Linked DNA regions of Homo sapiens: regions 1 and 2 are each linked to region 3. A link is an interaction called in ENCODE POLR2A ChIA-PET data of the cell type or tissue named here. Cell type or tissue: HCT116. All regions are shown on one strand. Each heading gives the region's core, and the rest is flanking DNA. Links, peaks and the distances in the headings are about the cores only. Region 1 has its middle 4.6 kb from the start of MIR6088. Region 2 overlaps SAE1 (SUMO1 activating enzyme subunit 1). Region 3 overlaps EML2 (EMAP like 2).

Region 1 (5,499 bases), core at 121-5,120, 170 kb after region 3:
CTGGAAGTTTAGGGGATTCGGGAATTACAAGCGATGAGTGTGAGGGCAGAGAGTTTCGGGGGGCGTTGGGAAGGTGTGAAAGGACGGGGTACGGGGTGTAGAGGAGAGAGGTTTGCCGGTTCGGAGAAAGAACCGAACTGCAGGGCCACAGGAGGGTAGAGTTGGGAGGAGATAGGATCCCCAGGGAGAAGGAGGCTAAACCGGGCCGGAAACAAGGGTGAATCAGAAGAGGGGGAGCCCCTGCCACTTCCAGGTTCCTGCGGGAGGGGCCCTCCTTGCCCATTGTCCCCGGCCCGGCCAGGACATCCGGCGACTTCCCTCGGGACGCGACGACGGGTTGTGTAACCCTGCCCGGCCCGCCTGCTCCCGGGGGCGGGGCCTGAGTCTGGACTCCCGGGTTCCTCTCCGCCCCCATCCCAAGGGAGACGCCTGGGTCGGGATCCTGGGGGAGCGGCTCGTGACGTCACAAGTGGGCGGAGTCCACCAACGGCGCGAACCCGTTTTCTTACTCACTGGCGATCTGGGATCTGGGACCCAAGGTGGGGAGGGGTGTTCTTAGCGATCCCCTTGGTTGAAGCAGCCCAATGACCGCGAGGGTAAACTGAGTCCCAGACGGTGCTGACCCTTTTCATTCGATTCATTCATTCAGTAAGATGTATGGAGCGCCGGCTGTGTCCCAGTTACTGCCTTAGGTGATGGGGACACAGCAGTGACTGATCCTTGCAGCCCCTGGGCGGACCCCATCCCAAACTGAGTGTGACTGACTACAGCCATACCTCCTTGGAGCCTGGCCTCCTTCACTAGACAAATCAATAAGATGGACCCTCACATCCAGGCAGCTGGGAGACCCCTCCCTAGTGCAGAGGGCACCACACATCCCTCAGCTCCTGAGTCCCTGGTCTGTGTGTGACTGCATCTCCCCTTCCTCCCCCGATGGCCTGTCACTTCCTCTTATCTTCATCCCCCCCGCGGGGCATGACTAGGGATGCTGGTCTTAAGGCAGTTGGCAAATCACTCAGACGTCATAACTAAGCCGGCTGTGCTATCACCGAGATGTGTCCCTGAGATGTCATTAAGCAGCCTGCTTCTTCTATACATACCTCTGGGGTGCTGTGGGTCTGAGGAGGGGCCACGCCCTGCTGCTGGTGGTTCCTCAGCCTGCCAAACAGAGTTATCTACTTCCATCCAAGCCCTCCATCAGAAGGTTCTGGAAGATGCCTTCCTGGCTACCCTTAGTCTTCTTCCAGGCAGCCTTCCTTGACTCCCCACCCCTGTCACCCTCCCTGGGATTTGTATCCTGGCCTGAACCTTGCCTCTTTGATCTCATCCACTTCCTTGCCTCAACTTTGAAAAGCCTTCAGAACCGGGCCCTCAAAAGGACACATCCTTGCACCTCTCCAAGCCTCAGTTTTCCCATCTCTAAAATGGGCATAGCAATGGGGTCTGGCCTACTCACTGAGTGCTGAATGATTCCAGCCACTTCATTTCTGTGATGGGCTTTGCATAGGCCAGGGACATCGTGAGAGCTCAGTGAATCCTACTGGCCAAGATACATAAAAAATAGTTAATATTGAGAAGTGGGGATCAGAGTGGGAGGGAAATTTACTTTTCCAAGGTATACCCTTTTGTAGTTACCAAAACTTTTTTTCTTTTTCTTTTTTTTTTTTTTGAGACAGGGTCTCTGTTGCCCACGCTGGAGTGTAGTGGTGCCATCTCGGTTCACTGCAACCTCCACCTCCTGGGCTCAACCGATCCTCCCACCCACCTCAGCCTCCTGAGTAGGTGGGACCACAGGTGCATGCCACCACACTTGGCTAATTAAAAAAAATTTTTTTCCCAGAGATGAGATCTCACTATAATGTCGAGGCTGGTCTTGAACTCCTGGGCTCAAGCAATCCTCCCACCTCGGCCTCCCAAAGTGCTGGGTGGGATTACAGGCATGAGCCACCGCACCTGGCCTCTAAACAGTTTTCAAAATTAAAAAAAATAAAATAAAAAAAAAGTGCTGTGCACAGTGGCTCACACCTGTAATCCCAGCACTTTGGGAGGCCGAGGCAGGCGGATCATGAGGTCAGGAGATCGAGACCATCCTGGCTAACACTGTGAAACCCCGTCTCTACTAAAAATACAAAAAATTAGTTGGGCGTGGTGGCATGCGCCTGGCCTGTAGTCCCAGCTACTTGGGAGGCTGAGGCAGGAGAACCACTTGAACCCAGGAGGCAGAGGTTGCAGTGAGCCGAGATCCCGCCACTGCACTCCAGCCTGGGTGACAGAGCAAGACTCCGTCTCAGAAAAAAAAAAAAAAAATTAGGCTGGACGCAGTGGCTTACGCCTGTAATCCCGGCACTTTGGGAGGCCGAGGTGGGCGGATCACTTGAGGTCAGGAGTTTGAGACCAGCCTGGACAACATAGTAAAACCCCGTCTCTACAAAAAAATACAAAAATTAGCCAGGCTTGGTAGCAGGCGCCTGTAATCCCAGCTACTCGAAAATTTTAGAAGTTACTTAAAAATTACCATCTCTGCACTGACTCTGAAACTTATCTAGGTATCTTCCACCCACATTTCACCTCAGGGATGACCCCCCCGCCATCCACCCTGCTACCTGGGTGGAGACCTGGGCCTCAACTGGGTATCTCTCCCACCCACTGCAGGGTCAGGGCCAGGCCCAAGACCTTAGTCACTCATTCTGACCTCTGTCACCCTCAGGGAAGTCAGTGTGCTCCCTTTAAACCCCCAGAACATGCAGTGTAGGTCCTTGAGGCCTGACACTGATGCTTGGAGTGGGCACTGAGAATCTCAGGATATGGAAATGGGGAGGCCCTTAGATGATCTCAGTGCAAAGGGAAGACCTAGGCCCAGGGAACAGAGTTCTGACTGTTCCCAAGGCCTGGAGCTGTTGTGTCCAATCACTGACTTGCAAGGGAGGAAAGAATCTTAGTGGAGGCGGGCTCTGTAGCTCATGCCTGTCATTTCAGTGCCTTCCTAGGAGGAGGCCAGAGGATAGCTTGAGGCCAGGAGCTCAAGACCAGCCTGGACAAGGCGGGCAAGGCATGGAGACTCTGTCTCTACAAAAAAATGAAAAATTAGCCAGGTGTGCTGGTGCACACCTGTAGTCCCAGCTACTAGGAAGGCTGAGGTGGGAGGATCTCTTGAACCCAGGAGTTCAAGGCTGCAGTCAACTAAGATCCCAGCACTGCATTCCAGCATGGGCAACACTGCACTCCAGCCTGGGCGACAGAGCAAGGCCTTGTCTGAAATAAAAAATATTAGTGGAGGTGGGTAAATAAAGAAACGGCTCAAGGCTGAGCCCTAACTCTGGTGACACAGTGATCAAATTTGGTGACAAAGACGGTCATCCTTCCCCAGCCTGAGCCCCGACCCTGGTCACAGAATGAGCCGTGATGCTGGCCATGCCTCGCCTCAGCTCTGAAGACTAGGCCAGACTGAAGTGTCCCATGCTCCAACCCCCAGATCTAAGCCTACCCCTGCCCACAGTAGAAACAAACCAAGAAATCAGATCCTCACCCCCAGCCCTCAGCCCTCAGCCCGCAGGTCTCCTGACTCCCTGTGATCCTCTCGCCCTGCTCTGCCCCCATAAAGGTTGGCCTTGAGGACAGAGATGGTAAGGGGCAGATTCAGGACGACAGGAGATTGGCGATGAGGGTGGAGAGGGGAAATAGGGACAGGAGTAGGACAGGCTGGGGGATGCGGATGAGTACCAGTGGGGGACATCGCTGGGGGTGTAGGGGAGGGGGGAGTTATGATGAGGAATGGAGGTGAAGCTGAGGATGGGGGACAGGGGATGAGGATACAATGTGGGGGACGTAGGAAGGCAGCCAGGCTAGCGGCGGGGCGGGGTCGCAGTCGGGGGCGAGTGTGACCGCCAGGGCAGAGTGGGGGTGCGCTGGGGACAGCGGCGCCTGCTCGGCCGGGCTGCGCCCAGCACCGCTCCCCCCGCGCGCTCCCCCTTCCGCTCCCCGGAAGCGCTGAGTCGTCCTGCCTTATCTGGGGGCCGCTATTTCGGGCTCGGCTCGGAGCGCGGCAACTATTTTTAGCGGAGCTGGGGTAAAAATGGACGCGGCGCCGCGCGGGTTCCCGAGGCCGTGCGCGCCCCCTCGCGACCACTGAGGGCCCCGGGGAGGAGCGCGCGCCTGAGTCACAGCCGTCCCCCTACCCCGAGGCACGGCGAGGGGGCCTCGATCGGGGGCGCCCTGGACACCCCGCGTGCACACCCGCCTCCCGGGCTCCCGGGCGCCGGCGAGCCGGCAGGGCGCAGAATCTTCCAGGGGCGTCGGGACGCGTCCGCCGGGGTTCAGAGCCGACGGCGGAGTTTTGGGCAGGGGCGCCGCGCCCCCTGGTGGCCCCCGCAGGGATCGCAGGCAGGAGCTGGGCCTGAGTCCGTCTCAGCTTATCTATTCATTTATTTTTATTATGATTATGATTATTTCTTTGAGATAGAATCTCGCTATATTGCCCCAGGATTGTCTAGAACTCCTGGGCTCAAGCGATCCTGCTACCTCGGCCTCCCAAAGTGCTGGGATTAAAGGCCTGAGCCACTGCACCCGGCCTATTATTATTAACTACTATTATTATTTTTTTAAATCTGACCTCGTCGTCCACACCCATTTTATAAATGAGGAAACTGAGGTCCGGAGAGGAACTGGGTTGAGGCATTGCAGCATGAACCGCAATGTACCATCATTTCAACTTGAGCTTGGACACTTCCTAAATGGGGAATTCACTGCCTCCCAGAAAACGAGGCGCTATTTGTTTTTTTGTTTGTTTGTTTTTGTTTTTTGAGACAGAGTCTCGCTCTGTCGCCCAGGCTGGAGTGCAGTGGTGCGATCTCAGCTCACTGCAACCTACACCTCCTGGGTGCAAGAAATTCTCCTGCCTTAGCCTCCCGAGTAGCTGGGATTACAGGCATGCGCCACAACGGCTGGCTAATTTTGTATTTTTAGTAGAGATGGGGTTGGGAGAGGAAGAACAGAGAGATGCGGTTAAAAAATACCAAACTACAGTCAGATAAGAGGAATAACTTCGGGCCGGGCGCGGTGGTTCACACCTGTAATCCCAGCACTTCGGGAGGCCGAGTGGGGCGGATCACTTGAGGTCGGGATTTCGAGACCAGCCTGACCAACACGGAGAAACCCCGTCTCTACTAAAAATACAAAATTAGCCGGGCGTGGTGGCGCATGCCTATAATCCCAGTTACTTGGGAGGCTGAGGCAGGAGAATTGCTGGACCCAGGGAGGCGGAGGTCACGCTGAGCCGAGATCCAGCCATTGCACTCCAGCCTGGGCAAAAAGAACAAAACTCTGTCTTAAAAAATAATAATAATAATAAATAAAAATAATTAGCCGGGCGTGATAGTGCACACCTGTAGTCCCAGCTACTCAGAAGGCTGAGGTAGGAGGATCACAGGAGCATGGGAGGCAAAGGTTGCAGTGAGCCGAGATTGTGCCACTGCACTCCAGCCTGGGCGACAGAGTGAGACT
Region 2 (5,499 bases), core at 199-5,198, 1.6 Mb before region 3:
ATTACTACATCTACGTATAAGAAACCATGAGTTCATCCAGATAACTTCAATTCCAATCCAATACCACATGGCTCCTTCTAGCCTTTCCCACTGTCCACATTCATAGGAACACCCTTTTCTGACAATAAGAAAACTTGATTCTCACTATTAACACTATACTTACCTATCTGCTCAATCTTAGAAGAACAGTAAGTAGTTTCAGAATTGCTAACCCCTATCACTGTGAAAAACAAACCTACTAGGCCAGGCAAAGTGGCTCACACCTGTAATCCCAACACTTTGGGCAGGAGGCTCACTTCAGCCCAGGAGACAGAGACTACCCTGGGCAACACAGTGAAACCCCGTCTCTACAAATAATACCAAAATCAGCTGGGTGTGGTATTGCATGCCTGTAATCCCTGCTACTTGCCTATAATCCCAGCTACTTGGGAGGCTGTGATGTGAGGATTGCTTGAGCTGGGAGGGAGAAGCTGCAGTAAGTTATGATCGTGACACTGCACTCCAGCCTGGGGTACAGAGCAAGACCTCATCTGAAAACAAAATCCCTACTAAGCAGAGTTCAATATTTATTTAGAGTTTTTCTTTTTTTTTTTTTCTTAAGATGCTCTGTCACCCAGGCTGGAGTGCAATGGAGCAACCTCGGCTCACTGCAACCTCTGCCTCCAGGGTTCAAGCAATTCTCCTGCCTCAGCCTCCCAAGTAGCTAGGATTATAGGAGTGTGCCACCATGTCTGGCTAATTTTTTTGTACTTTAGTAGAGACAGGGTTTCACCATGTTGCCCAGGCTGGTCTCAAACTTCTGAGCTCAGGCAATCCACCTGCTTCAGCCTCCCAAAGTGCTAGGATTACAGGCGTGAGCCATCGCGACCGGCTAGAGATTTTTCTTTCTTTTTTTTTTTTTTTTGGAGACAGAGCCTTGTTCTGTCGCCCATGCTGGAGTGCAGTGGTGAGATCTCGGCTCACTGCAAGCTCTGCCTCCCGGGTTCACACCATTCTCCTGCCTCAGCCTCCCAAGTAGCTGAGACTACAGACGCCCGCCACCACGCCCGGCTAATTTTTGTATTTTTAGTAGAGACGAGGTTTCACCGTGTCAGCCAGGATGGTCTCGATCTCCTGACCCTGTGAGCCACCCACCTCAGCCTCCCAAAGTGCTGGGATTACAGGCATAAGCCACCGCGCCAGGTGAGATTTTTCTTTACTTTGAGGGTATGCAGTCAAAATACTATATTGAACAGCTACTTGGGTTAGCTCCTTTTTCCTCCCTGCTTCAGTGCACAAATGTAATTTGAAATACAGTGCTTAACACATTTTAAAAGAAAAACGCAGGCTATGCACGATGGCTCATGCCTATAAACTCAGCACCTGGAAGGCCGAGGTGCATGGATCACTTGAGGTCAAGAGTTCGAGACCAGCCTGGCCAACATGGCGAAACCCTGTCTCCACTAAAAATACAAAAATTAGCCAGGCATGGTGGCGTGTGCCTGTGATCCCCACTACTTGGAGGCTGAGGCAGGAGAATTGCACGAATCCAAAAGGCGGAGGTTGCAATGAGCTGAGATTGCACCTGCAACTCCAGCCTGGGCAACAAAGCTAGACTCTGTCTCAAAAATAAAATAAACATAAACGAGTAAGCAAAGGCTTTGACCTGGGAAATGGGCTTCCCTTTCCTATGACAGTACTTTCCCCTAACTTGGCTGATTTGAGAAACCTGGGTGCTATAGAAAAATGCAGACATGCAAGTCACTCCTAGCTATCTGGATTCAGTAATGTGAGCTACAAGCAGGCACTCCGCATTTTTCAACGGTTTCCTCAGTGATTCTGACTGATAGATAGATAGATTTCTTTTTTTTTTTTGGAGATGGAGTCTTGCCCTGTCGTCAGGCTGGAGTGCAGTGGCGCGACCTCAGCTCACTGCAACCTCTGCCTTCCAGGTTTTCAAGCGATTCTCCTGCCTCCCCCTCCCGAGTAGCTGGGACTACAGGCGCACACCACCATGCCCAGCTAATTTTTGTATTTTTAGTAGAGATGGGGTTTCACTATGTTGGCCAGGATGGTCTCGATCTCTTGACCTCATGATCTGCCCACCTCAGTCTCTCAAAGTGCTGGGATTACAGGCGTGAGCCACCGCGCCTGGCCAGATTCTGATATTCTATCAATAGGGAAACCACTAGCCTGCTCTCTCCAAGCTCCAGTCCCCTCCGAGGCTCAGCCTCTATCCTGCTGGCCCTGTGCATGTGTTGCTCTGCAATATTCTTCCCTCTTTCCCACCTGGCAAATACCTGTTCCGAGAAATACAGCTCAGATCTCCCCTCCTCTGTCAAGACTTCACAACTCCCCAAAGATGGTCAGACCTTCAGTTTCCTAAGTTCCCATAATAAATTACTTTGATTATTATGGAATAATGCAAATGTATTTAAAAACAGAACAACGAGCCAGGCAGGGTGGTGCTTTCCTATAGTCCCTCTTTGGGAAACTGAGGTGAGAGGATTTCTTGAGGCCAGGAGTTCAAGGCCAGCCTGGGCAACATAGCAAGACCTCCCTGCCCCAATCTGTACAAACAGATTTTTTAAAATAGCTGGACATGGTGGCACACGCCTGTAGTCCCAGCTACTTTGCAGGTCGAGGTGAGAGGATAACTTGAGCCCAGGAGTTCAAGGCTATAGTGAGTTATGATTGTGCCACCACACTCCAGCCTGGAAAGCAGAGCAAGACCCTGTTTTGGGGGGGAAAAAAAACAAACAAAAACCAGGAACAACACATGATAGTTTCTATAGCCCTCTGTTATAGCTGTCCTCACAAGGAGTAGAATTATTTGTTTGTCTTTCACATTGGCAAGAACACTTATTCTATTCCTCTTCCTCTGATTAGTCCCAGCTATGAGATCTGGTACATAGCAGGTGCTCACAAAATGTTTGGTCTAAGAATATTTTCAGCTTCAATTCTGTGGCTCAAAGATGGTCTAAGTACTTTTCCATAACTCATCAGAACAGAGACTGAGCAAGTTAAGATTGCCAAGAATTCTCTGATAAGTATTCTCATCTTGAGATGAAGTCCATTTCTTCCTGCTCTAGGCTAAACCTGTATGTTATTGTTCATGCTGGTAAGTGAATGCTGTTTCCATACCAGACTCGGTATTTTTAGCACTCCTGTTATGATAAACTCACAGTAACCTCAAAAAGAACAAATCAAAGTCATTTTTTTGCCACAGGAAACCAGCTCACGCTTACTGTTTTGCAACATGCCATGGGAGAATAATAAAAAGAAGAGACCTTTTGCTCACAGATGGCGAGGCCAACTCTCAAGACAGTGGAAAAATGCAGCAGGAAGCGTACAGTCTGGCCACTAACTTATTAAGTAAACTGGAAAAACACCCAATATCTAAACATGGCAAGCACATGCATGCGGACAGCAGGTGGCTGAATTGTGAATGGGGCAATAAAAAACATCTACCTGTGAGTGAGAGCCCAGGGCAACATTGGAATCAAAAGCCTGATGGGTGCCACAGGGGTAGGCATGCAGGCAAAAGGACCCTGTGGGGACTCCAGTGGGCACACTACTCTCCCTCTACAATAGGGCAAATGACCAGACAAGCAAAAACCACTCATGCAAAAAATATTTATTTATTGAGCACCTACTATGTGCGCCATTAGGCAATAGTGAAACAAAATCAGGTTTCTTTGTGAGATATTCTTAGGTATGCATCCCAGCCAAGCACCTTGTCCCCACTAGGAATTCCTAAGGCATCGTCAGTCACATTAGTCATGTTCCTAGAAACAATTTTGGAAACAAATTCCAAGCACTGGGAAAAATGGAAAATAAGCATGCCTTTCAAGATGAGACTGGTCATAGATGACGGTACATCCAAAGGAATATAACATCATGCTGCCAAGAAAGCAAAAGAGGCCACTTTTGTATGTATGCTCTTCCCCTACCATTTACGCCATCAAGTGTACACAAGCAAGTTCCCAACCGGTGTTTCACAGTTTGATTACATAAACACAAATGATTATAATTGTTAACCATTGTTCAACAAGATACTAAAAAACTTAACAGTAGTTCTCCTAGAAATTTAGAAGACAAAAAAATGGGAAGGGTTTAACAAAGAAAACTTTTTCTGCCTTCAAAAACTTTGAAGACTTTTTACTATGATGCTTATCTAACAGAAATACAATTCAAATGTTTCTTGGGGAAAAAGAAGACAATTATCTGGGCCTGAATTCAGATAATCTTTGTGTCTAAAACTATCTGCACCAGAGTTTTTTCTACTATGGTGGTGATCCTGTTTCCCTAACTCACAGAACTCCAGATCTGAAATTTAATGAGATATATTAGTTTAGAGATATTTTATTTATTTTATTTTGAGACAGAGTCTCGTTCTGTTGCCCAGGCTGGAGTGCAGTGGCACGATCTCGGCTCACTGCAACCTTGCCTCCTAGGTTCAAGAGATTCTCTCACCTCAGCCTCCCAAGTAGCTGGGACTACAGGCATGTGCCACCATGCCTGGCTAATTTTTGTGTTTTTTAGTAGAGACGGGATTTCACCATCTTGGCCAGGCTGCCCTCGAACTCCTGACTTCAAATGATCTGCCCACCTCAGCCTCACAATGTGCTGGGATTACAGGCATAAGCCACCGCGCCCAGACTACAGATATATCTTAAATATGTTGAAAACTAAGTCCACAGGTAAAACAAACCTCATGGTCTAAATTCTGACTGTCTATAAAACCACGGATATGACTTTCGGCAATCACAACCATGCTCAACCTTGGTCTCCTTATAGGAAAATGGGATAACAACTATACTTCAAAGATTGTCACAAGACTGTGAGAAAATATATCAACTTAGGTGCCAGGAACATGGAAACAAGAGTAGTGCCTACAAAGTTTACCACTCAACTTGGATATCCCCCAAAGCCACCCTGCATCCTGAAATCAGAATGTTACTGAGGCTTGACTTTACAGTAGGCAAAAAAAAAAAAAAAAAAAAAAAATCAAGGCCACTTTTAAATTATTTCCACTTCTAATGTGCTAACTTTGATCTTAAAAATCCTTCCTGATGCTACACAATATGTGATTGTAAATGTTCTCACTGCCGGGCACGGTGCCTCACGCCTGTAATCTCAGCACTTTGGGAGACCGAGGCAGGAGGATCACCTGAGGTCAGGAGTTTGAGACCAGCCTGGCCAACATGGTGAAACCCCGTCTCTACTAAAAATACAAAAATGTGGCCAGGCGCGGTGGCTCACGCCTGTAATCCCAGCACTTTGGGAGGCTGAGGCAGGCGGATCACGAGGTCAGAACATCGAGACCATCCTGGCTAACATGGTGAAACCCCGTCTCTACTAAAAATACAAAAAAATTAGCCGGGCATGGTGGCGGGCACCTGTAGTCCCAGCTACTCGGGAGGCTGAGGCAGGAGAATGGCGTGAACCCGGGAGGCAGAGCTTGCAGTGAGCTGAGATCATGCCACTGCACTCCAGGCTGGGAGACAGAGCGAGACT
Region 3 (5,499 bases), core at 272-5,271:
TTCAGCTGGGTGTGGTGGCTGACACCTGTAATCCCAGCACTTGGGAGGCTGAGGCAGGTAGATTGTGTGAATCCAGGAGTTTGAGACCAGCCTGGGCAACATGGCAAAACCCCATCTTTACAAAAAATGAAAAAAAAAAAACAAAAATTAGCCGGGCGTGGTGGTGGGCGCCTGTAATGTCAGCTACTTGGGAGGCTGAGCCAGGAGAATCGCTTGAACCCAGGAGGCGGAGGTTGTAGTGAGCTGAGACCGTGCCACTGCACTCCAGCCTGGGCAACAGAGTGAAACTCCATCTCAAAAAAATAAATAAAAATTTAAAAAATAAAAAACAAAAATAAAGTCTTAAAATTCTAGATGCCCTTTGTCCCAGCATTCCCACATCTAGGAAATTATCTAAAGAAGTCGTCTTGGATGAATAAAGCTGTGGGAATTTAGAAGAGGAGTAAGGAGGGATCCCGGGACAGGAGTGACAGGAGGAATGGTTTCTGTTCAGGTTAACATGCTACAGAAATGTAAAGAGGAATGGCTGCCATGGTGTCTGGGGTGGGGGTGTCCCAAAGGGCAGCAGAGGGAGGGGAGAGCCCTCATGCAAAGATTAGACTTGGCCCTGAGGCAAGAGAATGTCCAGATGGACATGGGACCCCAGCTCTGAGCCCTGCCTCTTCTCTCTCCCTTCTCAGGACCCTGCCCGCTCAGCCGGCTTCCACCCCAGTGGCTCTGTCCTGGCTGTGGGTACAGTGACTGGCAGGTAAAGCTGAGGAGAGCATTTCGGGAGGCCTTCTCTGCTCCCTGGGGAACTGGCCCTTCTTCCCTCTTTCCTACTTTCCCAAATCCCACTATTTACCGAGCCCTGATCCCTCAATATTCCTCTGGCTCACTGCAGCCTCTGCCTCCCAGGTTCAAGCGATTTGCCTGCCTCAGCCTCCCGAGTAGCTGGGATTACAGGCGCCCACCACTATGCCTGGCTAATTTTTTTTTATTTTTAGTAGAGACGGGGTTTCACCATGTTGGCCAGGCTGGTCTCGAACTCCTGACCTCAAGTGATTCACCTGCCTCAGCCTCTCAAAGTGCTAGGATTACAGGCGTGAGCCACCGCCACTGTACCTGGCCTTGTTTTGTTTTGTTTTTTGGGGGGACAGAGTCTTGCTCTGTCGCCCAGACTGGAGTCCGGTGGCGCGATCTCAGCTCACTGCAACCTCTGCCTCCCGGGTTCAAGCAATTCTCGTGCCTCAGCCTCCTAAGTAGCTGGGATTACAGGCACGTGCCACCACGCCTGGCTAATTTTTGTATTTTTAGTAGAGACGGGGTTTTGCTATGTTGACCAGGCTGATTTCGAACTCTTGACCTCAAGTGATCCACCCGCCTCGGCCTCCCAGCGTGCTGGGATTATAGGCCTGAGCCACCGTGCCCAGCCCAGGTCACTTCTGGGGTCCCTCTGATCCCTCCCTTAGACCCCACAGATTGCGGCCTCTCTCTGTCAGATCAGCTCACCCCTCCTCCCCCCACCACGCCCTCTCCTTCAAGATGGCTGCTGCTGGACACGGAGACCCATGACCTGGTGGCTATCCACACAGACGGCAATGAACAGATCTCAGTGGTCAGCTTCTCCCCAGGTAAGCGGCAGGCCTGGGACACCCAAGCGGCAGGGCCAGGGGACAGAGGCTCAGAGCTCTTGGCAGGGGGAGGGGTGGAGCCTGCGAAGCGAGGCCTAGGAGGGATGCAGTGGGGATGGAGCTGGGGACTGTTGAGGGGGCTGAGTCTGGGCGAGGAGGGGATGGAGCCTGGGTGCCTCCTCATAGCCCCCCTCCCCCTCCCCCAGACGGGGCGTACCTGGCCGTGGGCTCCCACGACAACTTGGTGTACGTGTACACGGTGGACCAGGGCGGCCGCAAGGTCAGCCGCCTGGGCAAGTGCTCGGTGAGTGGGCAGTGGCCCCCAGCCCGCGCCGCCACCCCGCCCAGGGGGTGCAAAATTAACCAATTTTCTACCTCAAGGGAGCGCAGCTTCAACACTCAACTGATTCTGCCCTGATCAGAGCAAGGAGTCTTGGCCACGTCCACACATTCACCACCTCGTGTGTTCTAAGCCCGCCCCTTTGTGTAGCCCCGCCCCCACGTGCTAAGCCCATCTGTGTAGCCCCGCCCCTCACGTTCCGAGACCGCCCCTCACGTTCCGAGACCGCCCCTCTGTGTAGCCCCGCCCCTCAACATTCAAAGCCAGCTCCTCCGTGTCTAGCCCTGCCCACCTGTTCTAAACTCCCATTGTGTTCTAAGTGCTTTTTGTCTAGCCCTGCCCATCACAGTCTGGCCCCGCCCACAGTATTCTGGCCCTGCCCCCATACTCCAAAGGCCTGTGTATCCTTCCTTTAGTCCCCTTGTGTTCTCGCCCTACCTCTGTATTTGACTTCCACTTTCCTGATTTAATCCTGTCCCCCTCTCCTTGGTTCCGCCCTCTGCAGCTCTAACACCATCCCTTCCCTCCCCCGCAGGGCCATTCCAGTTTTATCACCCACCTGGATTGGGCCCAGGACAGCAGCTGCTTTGTCACCAACTCCGGGGACTATGAGATTCTGTACTGTGAGTTCTCCGGGACCCAGAGACATTACTTCCTCCGTCTCATTTGCAGACTTCCCTGAGTTCTGGGAGGGGAGGGAGGGGCTTCAAGCCTCGCTCCCTTGGTATTCAAGGCTGGTTCTGATTTGGAATTTAGGGACCGCTGGCTTCTCATTTTCTCCCTGGTATACCCCACTTTTAGTCAACTCCTCCCCTTTCCGGTCGGATGGGTAGGATGCAGGTTTCTTTTTTTACATTTTTAAATTTTTAATTATTATTATTATTATTATTATTATTATTATTATTTTGAGACGGAGTCTTGCTCTGTCCCCCAGGCTGGAGTGCAGTGGCGCGATCTCGGCTCACTGCAAGCTCCGCCTCCCAGGTTCAAGTGATTCTTCTGCCTCAGCCTCCTGAGTAGCTGGGATTACAGGAGCACACCACCATGCCCGGCTAATATTTGTATTTGTATTTTTTTTTTTTTGAGATGGGAGTTTCCCTCTTGTCTCCTAGGCTGGAGTGCAATGGCACGATGTCGGCTCACTGCAGCCTCCGCCTCCCAGGTTCAAGCGATTCTCTTGCCTCAGGCTCCTGAGTAGCTGGGATTCCAGGTGTCCACCACCACGCCCAGCTAATTTTTAAAATATTGTTAGTAGAGACAGGGTTTCGCCATGTTGACCAGGTTGGTCTTAAACTCCTGACCTCAGGTGATCCGCCTGCCTTGGCTTCCCAAAATGCTGGGATTACAGGCATGAGCCACCACACCTGGTCTAATTTTTGTATTTTTAGTAGAGATGGGGTTTCACCATCTTGGCCAGGCTGGTCTCGAACTCCTGACCTCAGGTGATCCAGCCAGATGCTGTGGCTCATGCTGCCTCCTGGGATTACAGACGTGAGCCACCATGCCCGGCCAGATGCGGGTTTAAAAGTAGATGCTCCTGCTTACGCTGCGGGCTGTGAAGACCCCAGCATGTGATGCCTTCTCAGCCAGTCCTGACAGGTAGAATGAGCCCTGGGACCTTAGCCTCCTCTGTCTTGGACCTCAGCTCCGATTGTCTAAGAAAGGGATGGGTTTACTGGGTAGTTCTTCCAACTCTGAATGTCTCCTCCCATTTTCTGCCCCAGGGGACCCGGCTACCTGTAAGCAGATCACCAGTGCGGATGCTGTGAGGAACATGGAATGGGCCACAGCTACTTGTGTCCTAGGGTTTGGGGTGTTTGGTGAGTTCTGGAATGAGAGAGGTCTCACTGAGGACAGTAGTTCTGAGAGACATCCCCGCTGGTGGTTTCCAGAGTCTTACTGCTTACCTCCAGTGTGGGAAGCTCACTGCTTTACTGCATGTGGGCTGTATTTGTGTAAGAGGAAAGGGTAGGGTGAGATGACTCATTAGAGCTGTAATAAAATGAAACCAAATGGGCGTGGTAACTGGCCAGGAGAGATCCACACTGCCGGTGCCCTAGCCACCCATTCATTCAGGCACGAATGAAGCAAACACATATTCCCTGAGCAGTTCTGTGCCTGCCGTGGGCTTGGCAGTGACCATGACTGACGGCCCTGCTCTCCTGTGGCTCTCAGTCCAGTGGGGGAGGCAGACTTGTCCCCAGACAGTGATGACCCAGAGTGAGCAGGTCTGAGACAGGGAAACCCAGGGTGGGGCATCTGGCCTACTCTTGGAGGGAATCAGGGAGGGCTTCCTGGAGGAAGAGACATCTGAGCTAGGACCTGGAGGATGAGGAGTTACTTTCCAGGGCAGTGAAGAAGGAAAGCAGTCTCTTGGCAAAGGGAATAGTACATACAAAAGCCCACGCGTGACACAGAACTTGGCATTTGGAGAAATGCAGGGAGGCAGGGTGGCCAAATCATTACAGAGTTTAACAGGAGCACTGATGAGGGATGAGGCTGGAGCAGTGCATGGGGCCTGCTGAGCCTTAGAACCACAGGCTTTCTTCTAAGATCACCAGGGAGCCATGGAAGGGTTTTAAGCAGAGCAGGGGCAGGCTCGGATTCACATTTTAAGGTAATTCTGACTCATATCCTCGGATAGATACAGGCTAGGTCGGAACAAATTAAGGTGGCTGGAGTGGCAATCTGCTCCTCTTGGCGGTCCCTGGCTCCAGCTGACATCTTACCACTTCCCTTCATCTTGCCCACAGGGATCTGGTCTGAGGGGGCGGACGGCACTGATATCAACGCTGTGGCCCGCTCTCATGATGGGAAGTTGCTGGCTTCAGCTGATGACTTTGGCAAAGTTCACCTGTTTAGCTACCCCTGCTGTCAGCCTCGAGTGAGTCCCTTGGGGAGATGGGGATGGACGGGGGTAGCAAGCAGGGGTGGGGACAAAATTCAGGCAGCTCTGGTCCAACCCCACCCCTTCTCTGAGCCTCGGTTTCCCCATCTGTACAAGGAGGACAGTAGTCTTGATCCCAAGGGCCTTTCTTAACCCCAAGGTGGATGAATTTCAGTGTGTCATGGTGAAGACCTGGTTCTCTGAAGTTCTGAGCAACTGCAATTCTGAGCTCTTTGGTTCTTTTATCCTTGTTAACTCAGTAAATATTTATTGAGCACCTACTATGTACCTAGGCACAGGATATACAACCAGATCTTATGAGTTTTTAAGGGAGGCCAAGGCCAGTTGCAGTGGCTCACACCTGTAATCGCAACACTTTGCAAAGCTGAGGCAGGAGGATTGCTTGAGGCCAGGAGTTCAAGACCAGCCTGGGCAACAAAGTGAGACCCCATCTCTACAAAATACACACAAAATTAGCTGGGCATGGTTGTGCATGCCTGTAGTTCCAGCTACAAGGAAGTCTGAGGTGGGAGGATTGCTTGAGCCCAGGAGGTTGAGGCTGCAGTGAGCCATGATTGCACCACTGTACTCTAGCCTGGGCGACAGAGCAAGACTTTGTCTCAAAACAAAGACAAAAACAAAAAAAAAAGCTGGACGTT

What was found. Peaks named below come from ENCODE experiments on the same cell type or tissue, not always from the same donor. Only the 100,000 strongest peaks of a DNase experiment are listed, where the experiment ranks them.
Region 1: POLR2A ChIA-PET joins it to region 3 with 6 read pairs; 2 of 35 experiments call an interaction of 5 or more read pairs at or near these places.
Region 2: POLR2A ChIA-PET joins it to region 3 with 5 read pairs; 1 of 35 experiments calls an interaction of 5 or more read pairs at or near these places.

The regions. Positions count from the first base shown.
Region 1 is chr19:45,438,486-45,443,984 of GRCh38, reverse strand. It overlaps a transcript of ERCC1 not described here. Among named protein-coding and RNA genes, the nearest start is that of MIR6088, 4.6 kb to the right of the region's middle. RefSeq lists silencers at 3,755-3,934, 3,945-4,444 and an enhancer at 3,593-4,092. In HCT116, for the core only: CTCF peaks have their summits at 4,116 (motif pointing left) and 4,317 (motif pointing left); a DNase peak (open chromatin) is centred at 404; H3K4me3 peaks cover 2,299 bases; H3K27ac peaks cover 3,364 bases.
Region 2 is chr19:47,174,598-47,180,096 of GRCh38, reverse strand. All of the region lies in intron 6 of SAE1 (SUMO1 activating enzyme subunit 1), which reads right to left. Among named protein-coding and RNA genes, the nearest start is that of SAE1, 47 kb to the right of the region's middle. In HCT116, for the core only: no CTCF peak of the experiment used is centred there; no DNase peak of the experiment used is centred there; H3K27ac peaks cover 1,868 bases.
Region 3 is chr19:45,612,879-45,618,377 of GRCh38, reverse strand. EML2 (EMAP like 2) reads left to right here. Exons shown (of 19, transcript NM_012155.4): 13 at 681-748; 14 at 1,525-1,613; 15 at 1,820-1,917; 16 at 2,489-2,576; 17 at 3,678-3,773; 18 at 4,707-4,837. Among named protein-coding and RNA genes, the nearest start is that of GPR4, 13 kb to the right of the region's middle. RefSeq lists enhancers at 593-1,430, 1,431-2,269 and a silencer at 2,083-2,332. In HCT116, for the core only: no CTCF peak of the experiment used is centred there; DNase peaks (open chromatin) are centred at 2,217, 2,619 and 3,997; H3K4me3 peaks cover 2,668 bases; H3K27ac peaks cover 3,406 bases.